3 separate regions of the Homo sapiens genome follow, and regions 2 and 3 are each linked to region 1. The links are chromatin loops, found by intact Hi-C in ENCODE. Cell type or tissue: HCT116. All regions are shown on one strand. Region 1 holds the start of LOC101929142 (a long non-coding RNA gene). Region 2 has its middle 83 kb from the start of SOD2. Region 3 overlaps FNDC1 (fibronectin type III domain containing 1).

The links. Hi-C counts contacts between places; a loop is a spot of excess contacts. Peaks named below come from ENCODE experiments on the same cell type or tissue, not always from the same donor. Only the 100,000 strongest peaks of a DNase experiment are listed, where the experiment ranks them.
Region 2: it touches region 1 in a loop (2.3-fold over the local background); 3 of 110 quality-filtered maps call a loop at or near these places.
Region 3: a loop joins it to region 1, with 5 times the contacts of the local background. A loop is called at or near these places in 5 of 110 quality-filtered maps.

What each region holds. Positions count from the first base shown.
Region 1 is chr6:159,459,916-159,467,915 of GRCh38, reverse strand. It overlaps LOC101929142 (a long non-coding RNA gene), which reads right to left and starts at 4,559. Exons shown (of 3, transcript XR_943178.4): 1 at 4,497-4,559; 2 at 1,405-1,569; 3 at 169-210. RefSeq lists an enhancer at 4,899-5,404. In HCT116, a CTCF peak has its summit at 4,301 (motif pointing right); a DNase peak (open chromatin) is centred at 4,315.
Region 2 is chr6:159,605,910-159,613,909 of GRCh38, reverse strand. No RefSeq gene overlaps it. Among named protein-coding and RNA genes, the nearest start is that of SOD2, 83 kb to the left of the region's middle. In HCT116, a CTCF peak has its summit at 4,738; a DNase peak (open chromatin) is centred at 4,719.
Region 3 is chr6:159,213,597-159,221,596 of GRCh38, reverse strand. It overlaps FNDC1 (fibronectin type III domain containing 1), which reads right to left. Exons shown (of 23, transcript NM_032532.3): 5 at 6,446-6,652. Among named protein-coding and RNA genes, the nearest start is that of FNDC1-IT1, 23 kb to the left of the region's middle. In HCT116, a CTCF peak has its summit at 3,908; a DNase peak (open chromatin) is centred at 3,906; H3K27me3 peaks cover 1,665 bases.

The DNA.
Region 1 (8,000 bases):
ACTCAAAATAACTCACTTAGGGTGACTGCACAGAGAGTCTCTCTCAGCTATTTTAGTAATAACACAATAGCAACCCACGTTAGTGCAGCTGGGCTCCTTAAATATTCCTTCCTAAGTCATGTAGTACACATTTTAGAAGCCACATTAAAGTACCAAAATTACCCACAAACCGTTTATTGCTACAGTTCACTCCCGTATTTTCTTCTCAACCTGTGGGTAAAGAAAGACATAGATAAATTCATCTGATGCTTTAAAGTGGCAGAGCTATAAATATCTGATTTTTCTCTGTGTTTTGAAAAATTGAATAGTCATAGAAAATTCTTATAACAGTATTTACATAAGTGAGCACTTCCTCTTTCCTTTCTTCCCCCTCGCTCTCCGTATCCTTCCTCCTTCCTCCCCTCCCCCTTTCCTTCCTTCCTTTTTTCCTTCCTTCTTTCCTCTCTTTCTTTACTAAATATCCATATTATGCTAGGTATTGTTTTAGATTCCAAGCCAGACACAAAGGTAAACAAAATATAGTCATTGCTCTCAAATGTCTCACAGCCTTCTGAATCTTTTGAAGAGGAAAACCTGAGAATTATATAAAATTGTTTCATTAACATAAGAGAATCTGAAGATGGCACAGAATGTTTTGGGGGATGCTTCCTTGATTCCTAGTTCCTTTCTCTGTAGATTCTTCCTGTTCAAGGCACAGGCGTAGACAGTCATGAGATGCCTGGGTCAGAAACATAAGACTTTAATACTCACAGCAATAGCAGTAGGCAGAGTATCAGCAGTTGTTCATATCTGTCCTGAGCCCCAATTTCCATAGGGCGTGTGAAGAAGGCCAGATGACACTTATTCACATAGTGACTTGCATTATAGGAGGAGATCCCTGAGCTCAGAGAACCCAAATCTTTCATGATGGGCAGTAAGTTTGCCTGCCCTTTTCTCCAACAGCAGGTATTAATTCTGTTTTTCAAGGCTGGTCACTATACATGGAGAATTCTTTCCCAATCCTCTTGCCTCTTACCTTTCTTTTTGTTTGTTTGTTTCTTTCTTTCTTTCTTTTTCTTTCTTTCCTTCTTTCTTTCTTTCTTCCTTCCTTTCTTTCTTTCTTTTTTTTTTTTTTTTTTTTTGAGACGGAGTCTCACTGTTGCCCAGGCTGTAGTGTAGTGGCGTGATCTTAGCTCACTGCAATCTCTGCCTCCCAGTTCAAGTGATTCCCCTGCCTCAGCCTCCCGAGTAGCTGGGACTACAGGCGCACACCACCACTCCCAGCTAATTTTTTTTGTGTTTTAGTAGAGATGGGGTTTCACCATGTAGGCCAGGATGGTCTCCATCTCCTGACCTCGTGATCCACCTGCCTCGGCCTCCCAAAGTGCTGGGATTACAGGCATGAGACACCACACCCAGCCTCACCTTTCTGTAAGTCCAAATAAAAATAAAAGCAGCTGGCAAATCTAAAGTGAGATATAAGTGGATTTCTCCTCCAGGTTCAGGATCCAGATGTTGTCTCTGCCAGGTGTCCTTTCCCACCTTGCCTTCTGTTCTCCTCTCCCCTCCTCTCCAGCTCCATATCATGCTCTGCCAAAGAATGCAAGCCTTCACGTGAGCTGAATCCATCCTGGGCAATACTATTAGGCCCATTCTAAAGCCGGGGTTGGTAAACTATGTCACAAGCTACATCTAGCAGAAATGATTTTTTAAAATTTAATGGTTGTAAGAAAAGAAGAAGAAGAAGAAGCCGGGCACAGTGGCTCACGCTTGTATTCCCAGCATTTTGGGAGGCCAAGGCGGGCAGATTATTTGTGGTCAGGAGTTCAAGACCACCCTGGCCAACAAGGTGAAACACAGTCTCCACTAAAAATACAAAACTTAGCAGGGTGTGGTGGTGTGTACCTGTAATCCCAGCTACTCAGGAGGCTGAGGCAGGAGAATCACTTGAACCCAGGAGGCAGAGGTTGCAGTGAGCCGAGATCATGCCACTGCACTCCAGCCTGGGTGACAGAGCAAGACTCTGCCAAAAAAAAAAAAAAGGCCAGGCACGGTGGCTGGCTCACACCTGTAATTCCAGCACTTTGGGTGGCCGAGGCGGGCGGATCACGAAGTCAGGAGATTGAGCCATCCTGACTAAGATGGTGAAACCCCGTCTCTACTAAAAATACAAAAAAAAAAAAAAATTAGCCAGGCATGGTGACGGGTGCCTGTAGTCCCAGCTACCCGGGAGGCTGAGGCAGGAAAATAGCGTGAACCCACGAGGTGGAGCTTGCAGTGAGCGGAGATCGCACCACTGCACTCCAACCTGGGCGACAGAGTGAGACTCTGTCTCAAAAAAAAAAAAAGGGAAGAAAACAGAGACACAGAGACAGTCCACAAAGCCTAAAATATTTACTATTTCTCTCTTTCTAAGGAAAGGTTTGCTGAGTCCCATTCTAGAAGTAACTGAGTATAGGGGGAAGTCAATTATAAAAAAAAAAATGGCAGCTACAGCATCCCCAGAATGGATGAGGTGCTGGAGCACTAGGTGAACATGTTACCTTTCTATTTTTTGAGAAGTGCTGTTTCCTTTCCTGACAGAAAGCTGGGATGACCTTCCTCAGGTCTTAGAAGATGCAGAGCTCTCATATTATAAAATGGTACACACTGTCTCTGTCTCTCTGTATCTAAACACACATATTATATATCTAATTTAATTTACAATAACCTATACCTTATATCTATATATTATTGTGAATTAAATTAGAAAAAGTGAATAAGGGAATGAGAATTACAGATCCAATTATAATATGTGATTTACATACATATGGAGCCTGGACTCGTCTTCCTCTCCCAGTCAAGTGTAGCTATGGCGTCAATTAAGATTTAGATGATGTTCTCAGGTCTGGGGAATGAATTGCTGAGTGCCAGGAAAATAATGCTCAAGTGTCTGTGCACGCACGGAGCTAGCTGGACGCCGCTCCGACAGATTTCCTTTGCGTATCGAGCATCTGAGCTCTGCAGAAGTCTCTTCTTAAAGTCATCCTGAAGCCCCTCAGTCCTCAGATTGCTGCAGTATCTTATTGTTTTTAAGCCCCTCTGTTAACTTAAAGATTAAATATTTTTGCTCACACTCTCTAAGTGTCTGAAAATGCTCAAAATATTGAAAGATGGAGAAATATACTTGAGAATCTTTTTATTTACTTTAAAATGAGTGTGGGATACTTTCTCCTTCCAGTCTCTCTGGGACTGACTCCAGCTCTAACCTGGGCTTGCAGTGTGGCCAGCAGTTCAGTAATGTCCAACTTGACCTAAGTCTGATTTTTACTAAATCAAGAACTCTACTAAAAGATGTAAAAATGTGAATGATTGTTGTTTGCCACCTTGAAGGAAAATAGCAGTGTTAAATTAGAACATTCTCTCATCTTAGAGATGTTACTAACAGGTGACATTTGGATGCTGTTTCAGAGGAATGGGATTATACTGAATATTTTTCTAATATTTCTTTCGTTGTCACAAGGTGAGAAACAACTGGCACTGTTCTAAGGGCTTAATATGCATTAATTTAATTCTCACATCTCATGAAGCAGGTGCTGTTGTGAGCCCCATTTGACAGAGGAGGAAACTGAGGCACAGATTGGTAAATGGAAGAGCCCAATTTCAAAGCCTGATGATTTCGTTTCAGAGCTTGGACCCTTTCCTGGCTGACACCAGACATTCCTAGAACCCCTAATTATGTGCTAGAAGAGTGATTCTCCATCCTAACTGTAAATAATTTGTAGTTATATGTAAAAGTGGAGTTGGGTTCCAGGCTCAGAAAATTATAAACAAGTTTGTCACCTGCATAACTGTCTGGTGGGACATTGAAAAGTTCCACAAGATCGTCTTCTGCATTGTGGGCCCTCTAGTATTCCAGGCCTCCACCCACTAAATGAGGTCACACCCCATCTTCATGACTATCAATAAAGTAAAACAGGGCCAGGCGCGGTGGCTCACGCCTGTAATCCCAGCACTTTGGGAGGCCCAAGTGGGTGGATCACGAGGTCAGGAGTTCGAGACCAGCCTGGCCAACATGGTGAAGCCCTGTCTCTACTAAAAATACAAAAAGTAGCCAGGCGTGGTGGTGGAAGCCTGTAATGCCAGCTACTCGGGAGACTGAGGCAGGAGAATCACTTGAAACCGTAAGGCGGAGGTTGCAGTGAGTCGAGATCGTGCCACTGCACTCCAGCCTGGGCGAAAGAGCAAAACTCCCTCTCAAATAAATACATAAATAAAGTAAAATAAAGCCCCTACACATTTCCAAAATGCTCTCTAGGGGGCAGTAATCCCTCCATTAAGAACTATTGGTTAGCTTTTTGATGGTGACATTAAAGCGTCATTTCTCTAGGTTAAATCAACCTGGATAAGAGTTCTAGCCACAGGCACATGTCTGTGTTTCTACATGAGCATGAAGAAGCGAGTGCACTGTGGAGAGGATATGAATAATATCTCCCTCCCTTCCCAACTAAGGGAAGCCGGCCCACGCCTGCACTCACATGAGACTGTTCCCCACGATGGCACAGTAAGAGGAGACTTGAGAGAGCGCCCTGCTGTTTTGGTCGTGTGTGATGTTAGTGACTGCGTCATAAGAACCAAAGCTGATGCTTGATTGGAGTGTGCTAGAATCCAATCACTTAGAAGTGGGTCCGCCAGCAAATATGCAAGATTGATTTTTGGAAGCGATGCTGGAAACTGTGGCTGGCGAAGGTAGACGGAGCTTTGCTTTCCAATATCTGCAAGGGGCCGACTTCTCCGTAGCCTGTGTATGTCGGGGCACTCTCAGGCTTTCATATCGAGCCAGATGTTCCCACTTCCTTTTGATTCTCTTGCTGATGGAGAAAATTGCCGCTCTGGGGGATGAAATACTTCCCAATGACTTGGAAATTGTGATGGTAACTTGTAGTTGATGAATCATGAGTTGTTACCACAGGCCCCACAAAGACCCGCAATGCACACCAAAGACGGGCACCAAAACCACCCCAGTGGTATGGAGAGAAGCACGTGGTTCTCTCATTTTGAACACTCTGTGTTTTAAAGATATCAGTAATGTCTCCCTCCCTTCCCAAATTATTTTCTCCCAGGGAAGCTCCACGTTATGACATCTTCACAGATGCAGTCAACTGTTTTCTTTAAATGTCATTGGCCACCGAGGAGAGGTAGGCCCTAAGTCTTGTGGCCCCAACCCACCCTGCTGAGAGGTTGGTATGTGGCTCCTGTTTTGGGAAAGAGGAGGTAGGCGGTTACGTGACTCCCCCACTTCCTCCAGCTCTCTTGGCAAGGCTATTGGCAGATTGGAGCTTGCCCCGCTCTGGACTCAGAAGTTCTCATTTGCTACATTAGGCTGCTTCATCTGGCTCCAATGGGAGGATTCTTGGAAAGTTCTAAACTGGGTTACAGCCGCATTTTAGGCTGCCATTAATTGATTGTTCAGAGCTAAAATTAGAAAAAATACATTATAACGACTTTTACCATGTCAGAACCACCAATATTTAAAAATATTTCACGAATGTAATTGCTGGTGTGAAATATACTTGTTTAACCATCCCACCACTAAAGGAAAATCTTGGACTGAAATTCTTCATTTCAGGAAACAAATTATAAATTTCAACAGATAGTGGTTTGCCTCACTGAAGAGACACAGGCTTCAGGACCCAATAGGCTGGTTTTAGGATCTTGGTCCCTCTATTTACCAGCGGAGGGCCCCAATAACTTACTACCTCTCTGAGTCTCAGGTTTCACATCTGCAAAGTGTGGTTAAAAATATCTGCTTTGCAAAATAGTGTTTTGCACAAGGCTAACTGATAGAGAGAGAGAGAGAGAGTTAAAGACCAAACTGATAATTTTGTCAACAGCATGGAATAGCAATTGGGAAATTAATTTATTATGTCCTCTGTGTGGTTAACCAAACTAAATGTTTATTTAGCTAGGGTATTGTGTCTTGATAACAGCACCCCCACAAGAGAAAATTTAATATGTTGTAAATTAGGTTTTGGTATCAAAAATTTTGATAAGGTATTAAAATGTGGTACCTAATTTTGAATTTCAAAGACTGTGTGGATATTCATATAGCCACAAAAGTTTGTATACAATTTTAGAGGGTCCACAGACCACTGAATTCCATGCAAGGATCCCTTGAGGATCTATGGACCTTGTATTTGAAATCCCAGAATACTGCTTACTGAGAGATAGCTTTTATACTTGGGGTTCTAGATTTTGATAATCATTGTCAGGATTTGATTTTATTTTAAGCTAACATACACAACAGGTTGCTTGTTAAAAGAGAGCAAAGATCATGGAAAAAAATAAATCTGCTCCAAAATTATGTATTGTCTGTTTGTTCTCTGCAAATGCTTGGTGAGAGAGGGAAATATTTCACAGAGGTGTTCACTGTATTGGGCATTCCTAACAAGCTGTGGTTTCGAACATTCCCTGGGGCAGCTCGCTTCGTCTCATCGCTTGGAATGATCTCTGCCAGTGTGGGGCTGTTTACAGAGAGGAGGGGATGGGTTAGAGATGGATCTGAGCTATTAAATCATGTGGTTTCTGGGGACTTGGCCTCCTGGTGGCTTTGTTGTTTTTGAATAGTTGTTCTTGGGAGGGTAGGAAAGAGAAGGTATACGAATCTGCCTGCTGCTCAGAAGAGATAGTTTTATTTCTCATGCATTGCATATGTGTCTAAAACTTACTGCCTGAGTTATGCTTATTTGTGATTCCTACCTTTTTCCAGTTGCTTTACCAGATCTGTACCTATCTGAGATTAGCATCACTGGGGGAGAGTTTTGTTTGGGCTGAACTGAAGGACTTCAAGGCTAGCTGTGGAAGTTAGGGCACTTAGGGGAAAGAAAATCTGTAAGCGATCTTGGTCAAAGTCACTTTGCCTCTCAGGCTTTAGTTCTTCCATTGTAAAACTAAATCCACTGTTCGCCCATTTAGTGATTTTGCTCAATGCAACACATTTACTGAGAGCTACTATTTTCCAGGAGTGTTCTAGGTCCTTGGAACAGATTAATAAACACAGATCGCTGTTCCCCTAAGGGGAGTGGGTGGGAGGATTGGGATTGTAATTGTTCACAGGATGATCTAGAGAAGGAGGCATTGGAAAAGGACTTGACCTGGGAGATAGGAACAAGTTTTCCAGGCAGAGAGAAGAGCCAGAGATGCAGGCTCTTACCCTGCATCCAGGGTAAGCCTCATCCTTGGAGGAGTAGCAAGGGGGCCAGCGTGGCTGGAGCTGCAGGAGCAGGTAGGGAGGGGAGGGTATGAGGTCAAAGGCCCAGTGCGAGGTGGAGACAGCTCTGCCGACACCCTGCTTGGCAAATAATGCTTGGGCTGGGTTTCAAGCCCCATCCATGCCTGAGGCCATGAGCTGCCTACACAATGTGTGGAATTGGAGGCGGGGGTGCCCTGAATAGCCCCACATCAATTTACCTAAAAAGGAAAGACGGAAGTCACTTTTCCCTAGGCCACGGTGGCTTTGGCTTCAATGGGATTGCCGACAGCCTCTGGGCACACAAGTTCCATTTCTGAATCCCCACTACCTCCCACTCCTTCCACGCAGTCCCTTGCTTCTATACAAAGGGCTCCCAGCATCTCACATGTTTGCAAGTGACCACAGTGATCCTGCTGGCTCCCCAGGGCATCATTTTTCTTTGCCACTTCCAAAGCTTGCCAGCATCACTGAAAGCATGTCATTAACCAGGGGTGCCTCTAGGTCCTTGTGCAGAGCTCTTGGCCCCAGGGTCAACTGTCTGTCCTAGGGCATGATGGGCAGCACAGGCTCTCTCATGAGGGTTCCTGACCCTTGTGGCAGACTCTGAGCTGGGATCCTTGTTGCAGAAGCCACCCAGAGTGGACGGAGCAGAGCATAACTATTGGAGTCAGAAAAAACAAGGCCTACACTGAATTCACTCTGCCATCAGCTTTTAGCTTCACAGTGAATTGGCTGTACAACCTTGGGCTTGTTGCTTAACTGTTTGTGTTTAAAATGGGAATTATAATAG
Region 2 (8,000 bases), 150 kb before region 1:
ACACTTCGATAATTTTCCCCCTTGAACTTTCACCAAAACAAGTTTCCTTAGTGCCTATGTGTTGATAATTCTATGTAATGACTTAAGAAAGTACATGACTAGCCTCTAGCTAAATGCAGATATCTGCACTATGCTCCCTGTAGTAGGGGCTGGGATATTTGTGCCTACTCCTGCATGGAGAAACTATACTCACAGAGGGTGGATTTAGCAGGACTCAAGGATGTCATCTTTCCACACTCATCCTTTACGATAAGAAGAACATGAACAACCTTAAACACAGGTAGAAATTGGTGATTGGCTGTGGTTTGGGAAAGGGGCCTCCAGAGGCCTTCCGTTTGTCCATAGCCTCTGCCTTCCAGCCGCTGTCACCCAGGCAGTGGGGGTCCATGGAGCCTCCATCCTTTGGTTTGTCCTGTGCTCTTCTGTATCAGTGCTTCTCTCAGCCCACCCTGTGTGCATGTTATTGTTGCTTTGTGTGTGGTGAGTGTCTGCTAAAGTCAAACAGAAATGTTTACAGAATTAAGTGGGGTTGGGTCACATAGAAAATATTGAAGAGAAACTTATACATTGGCAAAAAGGAAAATAAAGTGAGAAATATTGATTCTGTTGGAAAGAAATCGTATAGGATCTTCTGCGTTGTGGCATAGTTTTAGAAACTGGCTCCTAAGCCCAAGTCCTGATGGTGTTTCTGAGCAGCTCAGGGCATTTTCCCAATGTAGTGGATGTAGTTTGGCTCCATGTCCCCACCCAAATATCATGTCGAGTTGTGACCGTTAGTGTTGGAGGTGGGACCTGGTGGGAGGTTATTGGATCATGGGGATGGTTTCTAATGGCTTAGCACCATCCTCCTAGACTTGCTTGTTTAGAAGTGTATAGCACCCACCCCCCATCTCCTGGCCATGTGAAGGCCATGCCTGCTTCCTCTTCACCTTCAGCCTTATTTGTAAGTTTCCTGAAGCCTCCCCATCCATGCTTCCTGTACAGCCTGTGGAACTGTGAGTCAGTTAAACCTCTTTTCTTTATAAACTACCCAGTCTCAGGTAGCTCTTTATAACAATGTGAGAAGGGACGAATACATTATCCAACACCTGTCCCCAGTTCCGCTACCTGTGGGAAGAAGCAGTGGTGAAGCTCAGCACTCAGGGTGAGTGAGTGGTGAGGCACGCGATGTATATGTCTGCCCTGCTGCTGGGGCGCCCATCTTTTTTTGTCTTCTGGCTTTCCGTATTACCCACTGGGACACTGGGCTTTTGGTGGAAGTGCAATCAGAACTTTCTAAACAGTCCAGATTTTAAATATTCAGCATAAATATTCCCCAAGACACAGGAAAATGTGTTAGACCAAGGGTTCTAGTTTTGGACTTGAGAAACAGTTACAGAACACGTAGGGCTGGGTGTGGTGGCTCACGCCTCTAATCCCAGCACTTAGGGAGGCTGAGGTGGGCGGATCACAAGGTCAGGAGATCGATACCATCCTGGCCTACGTGGTGAAACCCCATCTCTACTAAAAATACAAAAATTAGCCAGATGCGGTGGCATGTGCCTGTAGTCCCAGCTACTCGGGAGGCTGAGGCAGGAGAATTGATGAACCTGGAAGGTGGAGGTTGCAGTGAGCCAAGATTGTGCCAGTGCACTCCAGCCTGGGTGACAGAGCAAGACTCTGTCTCAAAACAAAACAAAACAAAAAAACAAATAAACCACATAGTGGCATCCCATTGGCCCGAAATGACGCATCCCTTGGGATTCGGAGCTCAGCTTTCTGCTTCGCCTTATTAAGGAGCTAGAGCTGAAGAACGGCTTGTTGGGGCAACTTACAGGAGGATTCACATTTTTAACAGATTAGTCGGGTTCTCAACTCAGAAGTAACCTAGTGTTTTCATGTTTTCAGTGGTGGGCCAGGTGATCAGAAATCCAAATGTGTGTGCATTTGTTGCCATTCCCTTTGTTAGAATGATGAATTGAGGGACTTTGAGTATTAGATGTGACTTAAACATGAGTCAGATACGTAGAAACTTTGTTCATGTTATTTTCTGTATGTCAGTAATCTTTCTTAAATTTCATATTTGTAGCTTGGTGTTAAACATGAAAATCTCAAAAAATATATAATTAATTGAAGCTATAGTGGAAATTTGACACTGTGAGCCTGGTAGCAGTCTCTCAATAGAAGCAGCCTTACACGTCAATCTGGACTTCCATGACTAAATTCAGGAAAGAAATAGCTCTAAGAGTGAGGGATGGTTATAGTAGGTCTTGCATGCTGTTTAAAAACAATAAAGGCCAGGCACAGTGGCTCACACCTGTAATCCCAGCACTTTGGGAGGCCGAGGGAGGTGGATCACGAGGTCAGGAGATCGATACCATCCTGGCCTACGTGGTGAAACCCCGTCTCTACTAAAAAATACAAAAAATTAGCTGAGTGCGGTGGCACATGCCTGTAATCCCAGCTACTCAGGAGGCTAAGGCAAGAGAATAGCTTGAACCCAGGAGGCGGAGGTTGCAGTGAGCCGAGATCATGCCACTGCACTCCAGCCTGGGGGACAGAGTGAGACTGTGTCTCAAAAACAACAACAGTTTTTGTGGGAGTGTATTCAGGTGTCCAAATATTATCTGTACCTAAGCAGTGGTTTTTGAATGTTTCGTTCATGGATTTTTTTCTTTAAACGAAACATTACTCTAAAGGCTAATATTAAATCAGATGAAGACAGAGCTGCTTTAGTTGAGGCCTGGGTTGGGGGCTGAGCCCTCATTCTTGGCTTTTCCTCCTTGAGGCAGCCCACGAACACTTCTGCAGAACTGCCAGGCCTCTTGAGGAGTGGCTGGAATGCCATCTGTTTGTGGGAGACCAGAACATGCAGCCCAGAACATGAAGGTTTGTTGAACTAAAGACAAGAGAAAGCAGATGCAGGAGAGCTCTCTGCCCCACCTCGATTTGCCTAAAGTGGGACATAGGTTTGCAAAGACAAAAGGTGTCCTGCCGCGCTTCTACCAGAGAGAGTGAAGGTTAACCACTGAACACAACTTTAGACCTTTGTTGTCTGGAGATGGTACCAGAAGAATCTATAGGAGCAAGCTTTGCTAACTAGCCTTCGTCTGCCATTTATTTGCCTTTTACTAGTTGCTGCCCCTAGCAACTTTTCCTTTGTTTTGTCCTTTTTTTTTTGTTTTGTCACTTCTCTAAAAATTAACTGTTCTTTGTTGAAGACTCTATATAAGCTGAAATCAAGGCTACCTCTTGGAGAATTACTCATTCTCTGGGTGTCTTATATGTCATGTATATACAAGACATACATGTTCATAAGCTTCTGTTTGTTTTTCTCTTGTTAATCTGTCTTTAGTTCTAAGGAGTCCATTCCAACTAAGAACCTATGGGGGTTGAAGAAAAAATATTCTTCCCCTACACATCTAAAGGAGTGACTCTTTGAGATCTCCTGGCACACACTAAATCGACTGCTACTCGACCATTCGAGTGTCCCTTGAATGTGGTGTTGGTTCATGGAATCTCTGCTATAATTCATCCAAAGAAACTTTGTACTTGGCCATAAATAATACTGTGCCATTTTTGAGTCAGGGAAGACTCTCATTCAACCTAGGTGGGTGTTCAAAGTAAACCATCTCTCAAAGCCAACACATGTAGAAAAATAAAGTTTTACCCTAATAGGCTTTTCTGTTTCCAATGAAGAATGAAACCTGGAAGATGGTGGGAAGGTAGCTGGCACCTCTGAGAGTCAATGTGCAGGACAAATGAAGCATCTGAATCTCACATCCTGGTTTATTCACTGGGGCATGAGCTTGAGGGTAGATAATACATATTTTCCTCTCTTTGTAAAAGGCCTGGACTGGGCCAGATGACACTTGGAAGCTGACCTCAGAAGGCTCTGTTTGGAAGGCTGTTGTGTGTCATATGATGAAAGCTGTGGGGATGGTGACCAGGCCAATGGTTCCCAGTGCCAAGCTTGGTCTCCACAGCTTCAACTTCATTCCAAAATAATTGAAAACATGTGGTAAAATATGCATTTTCTTAAGGTTCAGAATTTCCTTGGGATGTACTTTCCATACTATTTTCGTTTAAAATGCTGTGGCCAAAAAAAGTTTGTATGTCAGTATTTAAGTGTTTTCAAACAAATCTTTTAAACATAAAAATTCTGAAGGATGAACACAGGGCCGAATCATAGTTCTGAGAATTGAGGCAGGTGAGCAGCCTAAAGGAAATGGCTTAAAGCAATATTTCTCAAAGCAAAATGATGAGTTTTGTCATTACAGTTTATAATTTAGTCCAAATGTCTTATACGCCTGCTCTCTTAAAAATAATTCTTACATCTGGACATTATGTTTGTGACATCCAACAAAGAGGAAAAAAAGCATCTGCCCATATTTATCCTGCACAAGTTTCCATCTGCAGCAGAAATAACAGCGCCAAATGTTCATAGGGACCAAGCAGATAAAGAATGTGAGGGAACCCAGCTGGGGGTGACTGTGACCACCAGGAGAGCAAGTGCCCATTTAAAGAGAGTTGCCATTTAGAAAGACAAATCCTGTGTTGCCAGGGGTTCTGATTTTTCAAGATACGCTGGAAATTAACATTTTAATGTAAAATATCCTGACTTTTAAAGTTTTTGAAATTAAAGATAGAAGTACAATGTATCGTCCAATAAATACCCTTGAAGGACAGACTTGGCCTGGGGCTATGAGTTTGCAATCTCTGGTCTGCAAGGTGTGCTGCTGGTCTGAAAAGTTAGGTGGCAGCAGAGCCCCACTGGCCTTGCAAAAGGATGGGACAAGTACTCATCAAGATACATTGGGGTTTCAGGGTTGGGGAGTAAGGTTTGTACTATCTCTGTTTCCAGCAGTTTAGTGGGAAGAATGAGAGACAACTTTAAGATGAAGTCAGAGAATGCAGCAATGCACATGTGGGTAGAAGTAGGTGAGGCGAAAAGCGAGTTCCAATGAGAAGAGAAGATCTGGAGCCATGGCCACTAGAGAGCTTGCATCACATTGATGAATGGCTGAAGAGGAGCTTAGAAGAAGCATTGGCTGATGCCAACATCTGACAAATATTTACTCCTGGGTAGTGCTTTTAGCTCTCTCAAGACAGAAAGATAAATATCTGTAGTTATTAACTAATTGTCTTCAGGGCACCTTGTTACCTTTCTCTTCCTCCCCAGCCTCACTACCTCAGTAAACTCCAATTTCTTTTTTATGTTGTATCTCAACCAGTTGATCATTTAGAGTTGACTGCACTCACAGCTGAATCTCTCCCATGATTGTAAGCTCACTTCAAATAAAAGGGCCCCCACCCTGTTCCCTATACTACCTTTGGGTACTGTCTAATTAGATATGCCATGATTACAGTTAGAAGAGTGAGACCAATCAGGAAAATGAGAGAGTTTTCTTGGGCTGAATATGAAGATTCAGAAGCAAATAGGGTAAAAGGTGGGATGAGGTTCATAGGTCAAATATTCTAACTCTAGTAGGTAACTAACTGTATGGGAACTTACGGAGCTATCCTAGCCTCACCAGGCCCACTGATATGAAGTGTCACAGGCTGGGAAGAACCTGAAAAGTCCTCCCACCTCCACTGTATCCCATGTAGCTGAGACCAAGGAAAGGCAATGTCAATTGTCTTTTAGAATCAGACTCTAAAAAAGAAAAAAAAATGTCCAGAAGATTTCTAATTCTCACCAAATTGGAGTAAAACTATTGAAAAAAGGATGCTAACACTATGCTAATGGGAACATTAATCCAAAGAAAACTGGGATGGCTATAATGATATCTGACAAAGTAGATTTGAGAACAAAGTAATTAACAGAAATAAAGAAGATCATTTCATAATGATAAAGGGGTCAATTCAAGAGGTTATAACAATTATAAACACTTATGTGCCTAATAACAGAGCTTCAAAACATGTAATGCAAAAACTGATAGAACTACAAGGACAAATAGCCAGGCCACAAGCATGTTAGAGATTTCAATACCTCTTTATTAATAATGAAAAGAACAAGTTGACAGAAAAATTGTCAGAGATATAGAAGAGGACCTGAACAACACTGTTAATGAACCTGACCTAATTAGCATTTATAGAACACTCCACATAACAATAGCAGTATACACATTCTTTTCAAGTGCACACAGAGCATTTACTAAGATAGATCATATAATTAGCCATAAAAGAAGTCTCAATACGTTGAAAATAAGAATACTTATACAGTAAATGTTCTCTCATCTAATGAAATTAAATTAGATATCAGTAACAAAAAAAATTCTAGAAAATCCAGATCTTTGAAAATCAAACAACACACTTCTAAAAAACCTCATAAATCAAAAAAGAATTCAAAGGAGAAATTCAAAAGTGTTTTCAACAGAATTAAAATGAAAATGCAGCAGATAACAATTTATGACATGACACTAAAGTAGTACTTGGGAAAGTTAGGGCACTAAATTATATCAGAAAAGAAGAGAAGTCTTAAATCAATGACTTCACTTTCCAACTCAGGAAACAAACGATTTCTTAAAAAGCAAATTAATTTCAAAGTAAGTAGAAGAGAGGAAATAATAAAGAAATTAATAAAATATATACTTGAAAAACAATAGAGAATATTTATCTTTGAGAAAAATTAATAAAATTAATAAATCTTAGCCATACTGACCAGGAAAAAAAGACAGAAGACACAAATTGCCAATAGAAAAAATGAGAGATGTGATATCATTACAGATTCTACAGATATTAAAAGATAATAAAGGACTATTGTGAACAATTTTATGCCAATAAATTTGACAACTTAGATGAAATGGGCACATTCCTTGAGAGATGTAAATTACCAAAGCTCACTCAAAAAGAGATAGATGACTTAAATAGTCCTGTATGTATTAAAAACATTGAATTCGTAGCTATAAAATTTCCCACATAGAAAACTTCAAGCACAGATGGTTTCACTGATGAGTCATACCAATTATTTACAAAAAAAATTATTCCAGTTCTACCCAAATTCTTCCAGACAATTAAAGAAGAGAGTACTTCGTATGTCACACTGTGAAGCTAGCATTACCTTATAATAAATGATAAAGGATAATAAAACCAGACAAAGACATTATAAGAAAACTACAGACTAATATCATCATGAGAATAGTTACAGAAATTCTTAACAAATTTTTAGTAAATTGTATCCAACAATATATAACAAGAATGACATGTTATAGCCAACTGGAGTTTATCCTAGGAATGCAAAATTGGTTTAAAATGTAAAAATCAAACTGTATAATTCACCACATTAACAAACTAAAACAAAAACAACAAAATATCATAGCAAAAACAAAAAAAAAAACCTAAAGTCAAATCATGTTTTCATTGCAATAGACCAAGAGAAAGCATTGTCAGATTCAGTATTCATTTATGATAACATCTCTCAGTTAACTAAAAATAGAAGGAAACTCCAACCTGGTTAAAGGTGTTGATCCAAAAAACCATTTCTATTCTCATTTGCCTCGTAAACAAGTACCGCACAGAGCAGCGGATATAGTGGAATTAGTTTAAGCTTCTAGGTGAGAAATAAACTTGAATTCAAATTATGGCTTTTTTAATGCTGTGATCATAAACAAATTACGTAGCCTTTTTGGCTGGTCATGGTGGCTCATGCCTATAATCCCAACACTTTGGGAGGCCAAGGCAGGAGGATCACTTGAATCCAGGCATTCAGGACCAGCCTGGGCAACACAGTGAGATCCCATCTCTAATAATAATAATAATAATAATAATAATAATAATAATAATAATAATAAAAAGTAAATAAATAGCCTTTCTGAGCTTGAGTTTTCTTATTTGTAAAACAGATAATGAAGCCTATGTTTTGGAACTGTTTGTGGTACAAACAAGTTATCTTATGTCACTGCCTGGCACTGCTTACACACATTAAGTACCCTTCCCCTTTTTTTGTTCACCTGGTTCTGATGAGGGTGAGTTGGCAGTTTTCAGCATCTTTATTAGACACAAATGCTCACTGCAGATCT
Region 3 (8,000 bases), 250 kb after region 1:
TGTGGACCAGGGAGTGAGGGATGAGATTCTGACTTCCATTTCTCAGGAACACACATCCCCTGGGGCTGGAGCGGGGGTTCTGCATTCCTCCTCCCCTTCCCCTTTTTCCGTTTCCTCTTTCTGGGGGTATTCCCACTTCTTGAGGACTATGAAGGGCGAGCCCAAGAACTGCAGGAATTAAACTCAAAAAGAACACTATTATGTTAGAAAATAGGGAACTGATTTTTTACCAGTAATTCCTGAAAAATAGGTTTCTACCTCATCAGCATCAAAAAGAGATAAGCAAAAACAAAATCATCAAAAAGAGATAAATGCTTTAAAAAAGAAAAGAATAACACGTTTACCCACATAATTCCCCCAATTTCTTTCTACTTCCAAAATTGAGAAGAGGAGGTTACTCTGTTTTTAATCTGTCACCAGAAAGAAAGAAGAAAAGAAAAGAATAGCCAATGTGCAACATGAGTAGCCCAGGTCTTTCTTTCCCTGTGGAATGCTGTGCCCTTCAAAACTAAAATCCTCAAAACAGAGTCTCTGAAGATTTGCTAACAGCACATGGAAGACTTTAAATGTACCCCTTATTTCTGGATGGTTCTTTCAGTCAGTTCTTGCCCGCACCCTCCGAGGGTCCCACTAGCATGCAACTTAGCCTGAACTTGAAAATTGAACAGCTGGTCCTTGAACAACACAGGTTTGAACTGTGCAGATCCACGTTATACGTGGATTCTTTTCAACCAGATGCAGATAGGATTGTATTCCAGAGGTGCCAAACCCGTGCACAGGGAGGGCCAGCCTTTACTGTACGTGGATTCTGCAGGGTCTTGAGTCTGCACGGATTTGGGTATACTCAGGGAATGCTGGAACCAATCCAGTGTATACCAGGGGCCATTGCACTTGAAGAAAAAAATGCAATGATGGAACAAAACTTGTCCTCTCAATTACTATGGAATCATAAAGTCTGAGACCCAGGTAAAACCTTTTTTATTTTTTATTTGACCTTCTTATCTTACAAATAAGAACATAAAGCCCTAACAATTGAGTGACTTGCCCAGGGTCACACACTTAATAACTTACAATCTATCCTGAATCCAAAATTGCTAATGCCTCACTCCAGACTCTCTGACCAAGGCTCCTGTTGCAGCTTTAATCTTTTCAAGAATAAAAATGAGGCGATCTGGCCTATTTCTAGTGCCAATAGTTATAATATCAGGTAGGACCTAAGTAAGTTAACGGAAGTGACACTAAGATCCTAAGGGGAGCTGAGAGCACGCACTCTCCTTCAGGCACTGCACATGTTCAGATGGCAGCAGGAAATCCCTCTTTTGTCTTTACAAGCATGTTGTGCTAAACGTGAAAGAAGACTTGTGTTCAAAATTCTCACACAGAGGGACTGTTTATGGACAGTGAGCTGCTGTAGAAGAATCAGAGGTTTCAAAGGAAGAGGATAATATTTGACAGCCTGCTCTCTACAGAGAGAAAGCGGGTGATACTCTAGCCATAAATGAGTAAATTATTTATACGGAGGCACTCGGCACTCACCTCTTATTCTACCAGAAGATTTTAAAATGTTTTATAAAAGGGAGGGAATAGTTTGTAACACTTGAATGCACAGAACATCAAACTAAGCTTCTATATGGAGGAGTCACTTCAGATCTGTTCATTACTCGGTGCTATTGACAATGGAATCTCGCCAGAAGTAAACAAACAAACAAACAAAAATGGCCATTCGACCTCACAGTCCAGGGACACATTGTAAGTAACTAATGGAAAGCAGTGTCCCATCATTTCTCAAGAAACGAATAATTTCCCACAACTGAAATTTGTATATGCCTTCAATGTATTTCTTAAAGTTCTGAGATTTTTTTTTAATGCCCAGATTTCTTGATTTGCTGCACTCTTGAAACTAAACTCGGCCCAAGTTTATCATTAAGAAAAAGTTTTATTCTGCAGTAAACACAATGACAGCTCTCCCCTGTGCTAAGCTTCTCACGCGCGCATCTTCATTGAGTCTCAACAAAGCCCCGCGCAGAAGCTACTGTTGTTGTCTTCACTTCACAGACAAGGAAGCGGGCCCACCCAGATCTGCGGGCACCAAAGCCTGGCTCTCAATAACTGCAGATGAGGAGGGGCGGGTGCAGAGCTGACCAGGCCACAGCCACCCAGCAAGCTGTCTCTTCCTCATAGAGATATGATGAACATGCAATGGTGTCAAGATGACCTCTTTCTGTGCCCCTGATTACTGAATAAAGAGGGGAAATGGCCGGGTGAGGTGGCTCACGCCTGCAATCCCCAGCATTTTGGGAGGCCAAGGTGGGTTGATCATTTGAGGTCAGGAGTTCGAGGCCAGCCTTGCCAACATGGTGAAACCTTGCCTCTACTAAAAATACAGAAATTAGCTGGGCATGGTGGCAGGTGCCTGTAGTCCTAACTACTTGGGAGGGTGAGGCAGGAGAATCTCTTAAACCCGGGAGGGGGAGGTTGCAGTGAGCTGAGATTACGCCACTGCACTCCAGCCTGGGTGACAGAGCAAGACCCTGTCACAAAAAAAAAAAAGAGGGGAAACTGAAATTCCCAAAATGGCCCCCACATCATCAGCCCAGTGACCCCAGGAACCCCCAGTCAGTGCCACCACATTTGCCCACTTTCCGACCTCAAGTGTGTAATGGACGTGGCACAAATGTCCTCCCCCACTCCCACAGCTCCTTGGTGACTTGTAGAAGGAAGTCCCTTGCTCCCTCTCAGCTCCCTGTCCTGCAGCCTCCTCTCCCCTGACAGTTCCACAGCCCCTCCGGCTGCAAGTCTTTGCCCAAATGCCACCTTCTCTGTGGGGCCTCCTTTGACAGTCAGTTCAACACTGGTGCCTCCCTGGGATCGCGTCTGATGCATGAGATGCCCAGTAAGACGTGTTTAGTGACAGAGAGTGGCTCGGAGAGTGGCGCTCCACTGCAGGACATAAGGCCCACCCCTCAAGGTTCCTTAACATGCGACCACTCTGTAGTACCAAGGGTTCTGTGGCCTCTCTGGTATAAACGGCTTGAAAATCCCATGCAGGATAAGTGCGTAGACAGGCTTCCCATGACACGGCAGGTCCATTCCAACACCGCGAGGAGAATCCACTTCAGCCCCATCCTGCACCCGCTTTTCCCCGCGACGGGGCAAGCTTCCAGGAGCCCTCCTCCTCACGGTGATCTCTTACATCATTCACGGTAGCAAGTCTAGTGCTTTATATGTGTGAAAATTTAAGAGCTAACTCATTTTACCAGAAGCCCAAGAGGCTGTCCGGTCCACCCAGGTGGGGACCGGAGCCCACCCCGATCTCAGGTCCAATATTTGCTCACGTTCAGGCAGCAAAAAACATCCTTCCACTATGTTCCGGTGAGCCAGCAGTTCACCACTGAAGAAATAAAAACAACAACAACAACAGATCCAGCCAGTTGAAACACTTGTTGATGCTAAGTGCCACTTTAGTGTGTGCCGTTCCCGGAAGGCTCAGAACAAAGCAAGCTGTCCGTTGAAACAAAGCTCCCCTGCAACAGCGGAGATGCAAAACCAGGGACTCTATTTCCCTGCTGATATGCCGGGCAGAATTTGGCCCGCATCACCAAAGTACGGTCAGCTCACCTGTGTAGGGGTGGCTCAGGAAGGAATGACTGAAGGGTATACAAATTACTCTGTGGCTTCAGGGGGTTGAGTCTCTAATTCAAGGTCTTGCTGCTAATTCTAAAGTCATGCTTGGCAAAGCACATCACTCTAGAGTTTCTACTTTTGCTTCCTGCATTCCCTTGACATTTCACATGCCGCTGCAACAGAGGGGTGGCTGGTCTCCTTTTTGCTTGAATAGCTGGAGTCCATACGCTGGGCTGGCTTTGACGCTGCGCCTGGCTCTCTCGGCTGCCTACGCCACCATGTGGAGACCATGTAAACACACAAAATGCCATGCGGCCAGCCCGTGCCTGGAACACCCACCAGGCAGCAGAGCTCCTCCAAGACAGTCTTCAGCAGGTGGCTGAACAGCAACAAACAGAAAAGGGACGTCCTAGGCTGTATCAGGGAAGGGATCTGATGTGACCATCCACCCAATGTCTCCACCAGATCAAATCCAAACTGCTGATATGCGGGGTAGAATTTGGCCCGCATCACACAAAGTAGAGTCAGCTTACCTGGACCCAGGGGGCTGGCCTCGGAGGTACTGAAGAGCACAGAGCTGCTTATCCAGGCTCCGAAATGCATGGCTGTGCCTTCCTCAGAGTTAGGAGCTCTCAGAGCGCCTAGGAGTGTGGGCTCGCCGGGCTTCCGTCCAAGCAAGTGCTCTGTTTCCGCGCCAGCCTTGGCTGTCTCCTGAGCCCCTGTTTCTCTCTGTGCAGGCCGGCATCTCTCCTCCTAGGCAACTCTCCCCTCTCCTCCTTTACCACGCCCTTGTCTGGTCTCATCCATCTCAGTCACACTGCCCATCCCCCTCCTTGTCTGAAGGATTTTACCTTTTAAGACTAAGTAGGTGCCACGCAATGGGTGCCAGGCTGCCTTCTCAGCAGCGCATCCCCACATAGCACACGCACCTTCCCCACCGCTCCCACCTCCAGCCTCCACACCACGGGGCAGGAAGCTGAGACCCTGCCTACAGGCAAGGGAAGAGACCAGGTAAGGGAAGAGGCCCCTCCAGATAAGGGAAGAGGCCCCTCCAGGTAAGGGAAGAGAGCCTGGATCTTACTGGAGTCTTCTAGAAGGCCCAATCAATCACATCCTTTTCCTTGCTTGAGTACTGAACTGATTAGGAAATGCCAGAACAGTCATTTGTGGGGGCTGAAAGCCCCCTTACATGACAGTAAGTAAGAAGCAAGCTGGAGAACATAGGGCAAGTGTACTTTACACGGAACCCAGAATTAGGCTCTCTGCTCAAGCAGCCCTGGGCCCTGCGTGTGCTCTCTGTGGCCCGGTTTCCCCACGAGGGGCAGAGATGAAAGGGCCCAGTTATGCTTGCCCCATGCTCCTTCCAACTCACCAATGAGAGAAGCAGGGAGCAGGGGTGAGACGGCTCTTGGCACTATCTCCACAAGCAGGAAGCATCAGGCCCGAGGGATAAGTCGACAAGTCGTGCCCCTCAGAGAGCCAAGCCTATGTCCGCTATCCAGGCTTATGGATGAATACGGCCTGCAAAGATCAGAACTCCCTCCAGGCCAGAAGGAGCACATAATCTCTTCCAGTCACAGCAAAGGTTCCCATCAGCATTCCCTGGCCAGTGCTTCCTTTGCCCAATAAGGGGCTGGACAAAAGGGAGGATGGCCTGTGTGATGGTTAATACTGAGTGTCAACTTGATTGGATTAAAGGATACAAAGTATTGGCCTGGTGCAGTGGCTCACACCTGTAATCCCAGCACTTTGGGAGGCTGAGGTGGGTGGATCATCTGAATTCAGGAGTTCGAGACCAGCCTGGCCAACATGGTGAAACCCCGTGTCTACTAAAAATACAAAAATCAGCTGGGTGTGGTGGCACGTGCCTGTAGTCCCAGCTACTCGGGAGGCTGAGGCAGGAGAATCGCCTGAACCCGGGAGGCGGAGGTTGCCGTGGGCCAAGATTGCGCCACTGCACTCCAGCCTGGGAGACAGAGCAAGACTTCGTCTCAAAAAAAAAAAGATACAATGTATTGACCCTGGGTATGTCTGTGAGGGTGTTGCCAAAGGAGATTAACATTTAAGTCAGTGGGCTGGGAAAGGCAGACGCACCCTCAATCTGGGTGGGCACAATCTAATCAACTGCCAGCACAGCTAGAATATAAACAGGCAGAAAAATGTGAAAAGAGAGACTGGCCTAGCGTCCCAGCCTACATCCTTCTCCTGTGCTGGATGCTTCCTGCCCTCAAACATCGGACCCCAAGTTCTTCAGTTTGGGAACCTGGACTGACTCTCCTTACTCCTCAGCCTGCAGATGGCCTATTGTGGGACCTTGTGATTGTGTGAGTTAATACTTAATAAACTCCCCTTTATATATGTGTGTGTATTCCATTAGTTCTGTCCCTCTAGAGAACCCTAATAAAGCCTGACTTGCAGTTTCACTCGGCTACCATGTCTCATCTTAATGGGACCCAAGGCCCAGTGTCCTAGGATTCTAAGACAAAGCTTCAAAGAACAAAATGACAAAAACAGCCAAGATGACAAGACTGGCCCTACTCTCAAGTCCAGGAAAATGGCCTGACTCAAGGAGTCTGTGCTGTCGGATCAGGAAGCAACTGACAGGCACTAGGAAGGCAGCCTGGGGCTGCCACTAACAGAAGGTTAAAATGATGGCGTCCAGGATGGACATGGAAGAAACAGTAGAGATTCAAATCATTGTAACATCTGGCAAGTGGACATTACAACTAAAATATAATGCTCTGTCATGAATGAGCTTCTAAATATTGAAATGATCCCAAAGACCATGGAAACATTGAATACCAATGAATATGAAACTCACCTAGCTTTTTAATTTCGTGTGTCCGTTCATCTCTTGTCAGTGGAACATAATTCATCTTCCGGCCACTCTCCCCGTAGCCCAGGAGAAAACCCCGTGATCTGCGTGGACTCTTGGCTCCAGACAGGCGTGGTGCCTTCCACGCAACGGACAGCCTGTCATCTGAGGACCGGACACGCACACGCAAGGGCTTGTTGGGCACTTCCTTTTCTTAAAGAGGGCAGGACACAAAAGTGGTTAGACAGTAGACCACTTAGAGTTTGCCATCATGCACATGAGGTCTTCAGACCCTGAGCCTCAACAATTAGCTGCTGAGCTTCAAACATGCATTTCTTGGTAACTAATTCTAGTAAGGACATTTTTCCCCCAAGGGTATCAATACTCTAACCACATATTCCTCCCCACATTTCATACCAAAAGGTCTCAAGAAATTAAAATAAAACATTCCATGTTGTGAGACTGCCCGCCAGAAATCTTGGATGTTTTACAGTGTCCCTTTTTATCTATTTCCTTTTGTCCCCTTTAGGCCAAAACTATATATTCTCAGGAAAGAGCTAAAGGTCAGTATAAAAATATAGCAGAGAGACATTATGTGCTATTTATAACTCTCCTCCAGAAAGCTTTTTCACTGTAATGTTGAAAAGACGGGCTTTCCTTGCCTTTACAATGAATCATTAACTGATTTCTATTTTGGGTCCTAATTTTTCTTCCATGTCTAAGCCTTGCTCCTCCAGACAAAGCCTGGCCATGCTACACCATCGCTGCTATCCTCTGTGTCTGTTGTTTTTTTTACTTGCTACATTAATCAGTTTTGAGAAATCTCTTGCTAAGCCAGTTAATCTCAAGAAATGCCCTCACTATAAACTTTCCCAAAGCAGTGTATTCTGGTGATCAATACTTAGTGTTTAAAATTTTGCTTGTATATCAAATAAGAGCTGGTATGTTTGGAAACAAGGGTTATGGATCATGTGACTACCACCTTGCCCTCTTTTAGAATATGCCACTAACCACATTGTAAGCCCTCATTTGGGGATCCAGTTAGGCTAAGGAGCACCTCTTTAATTGTGTAAGGCAGTTAGTTCCCAAGCATTCTTCCTCCATATATACATTAACCCCATCACCAATTCTGACTAATTTTATTAGATTGGAAAATTCCCAGCTAGGCTAACATTTCAACACTAAGACATAAAAACAAAATCTAATATCACAATTCAGCATGCCCTTCAAGAACACATAAATCAATAGCCTTTGGAGATGCTGAAATGGCAGACACCTGGTTCCAACGTCCTGAATCTAACCAAAAGGAATATCCACTTGTAGATTAGCTGGAGCTACCCAACCAGTCACTGGGCACCCCATTCCTATAGGCTACTAAGAGAACACCATGGTATGTTCAACAAATACTTTCCCCAATAATCAAAGTAGTAATTGTTTTAAAGGTTTTTTTTTTTTTGTTTTTAGTCCAAAAGTATAGTCCAGTAAAATGAGCAGATCTACTGAGAACACACACACTGGTCTTATGTGAGTCAGCTGGAACATAAATCATTGAGCAGAGACA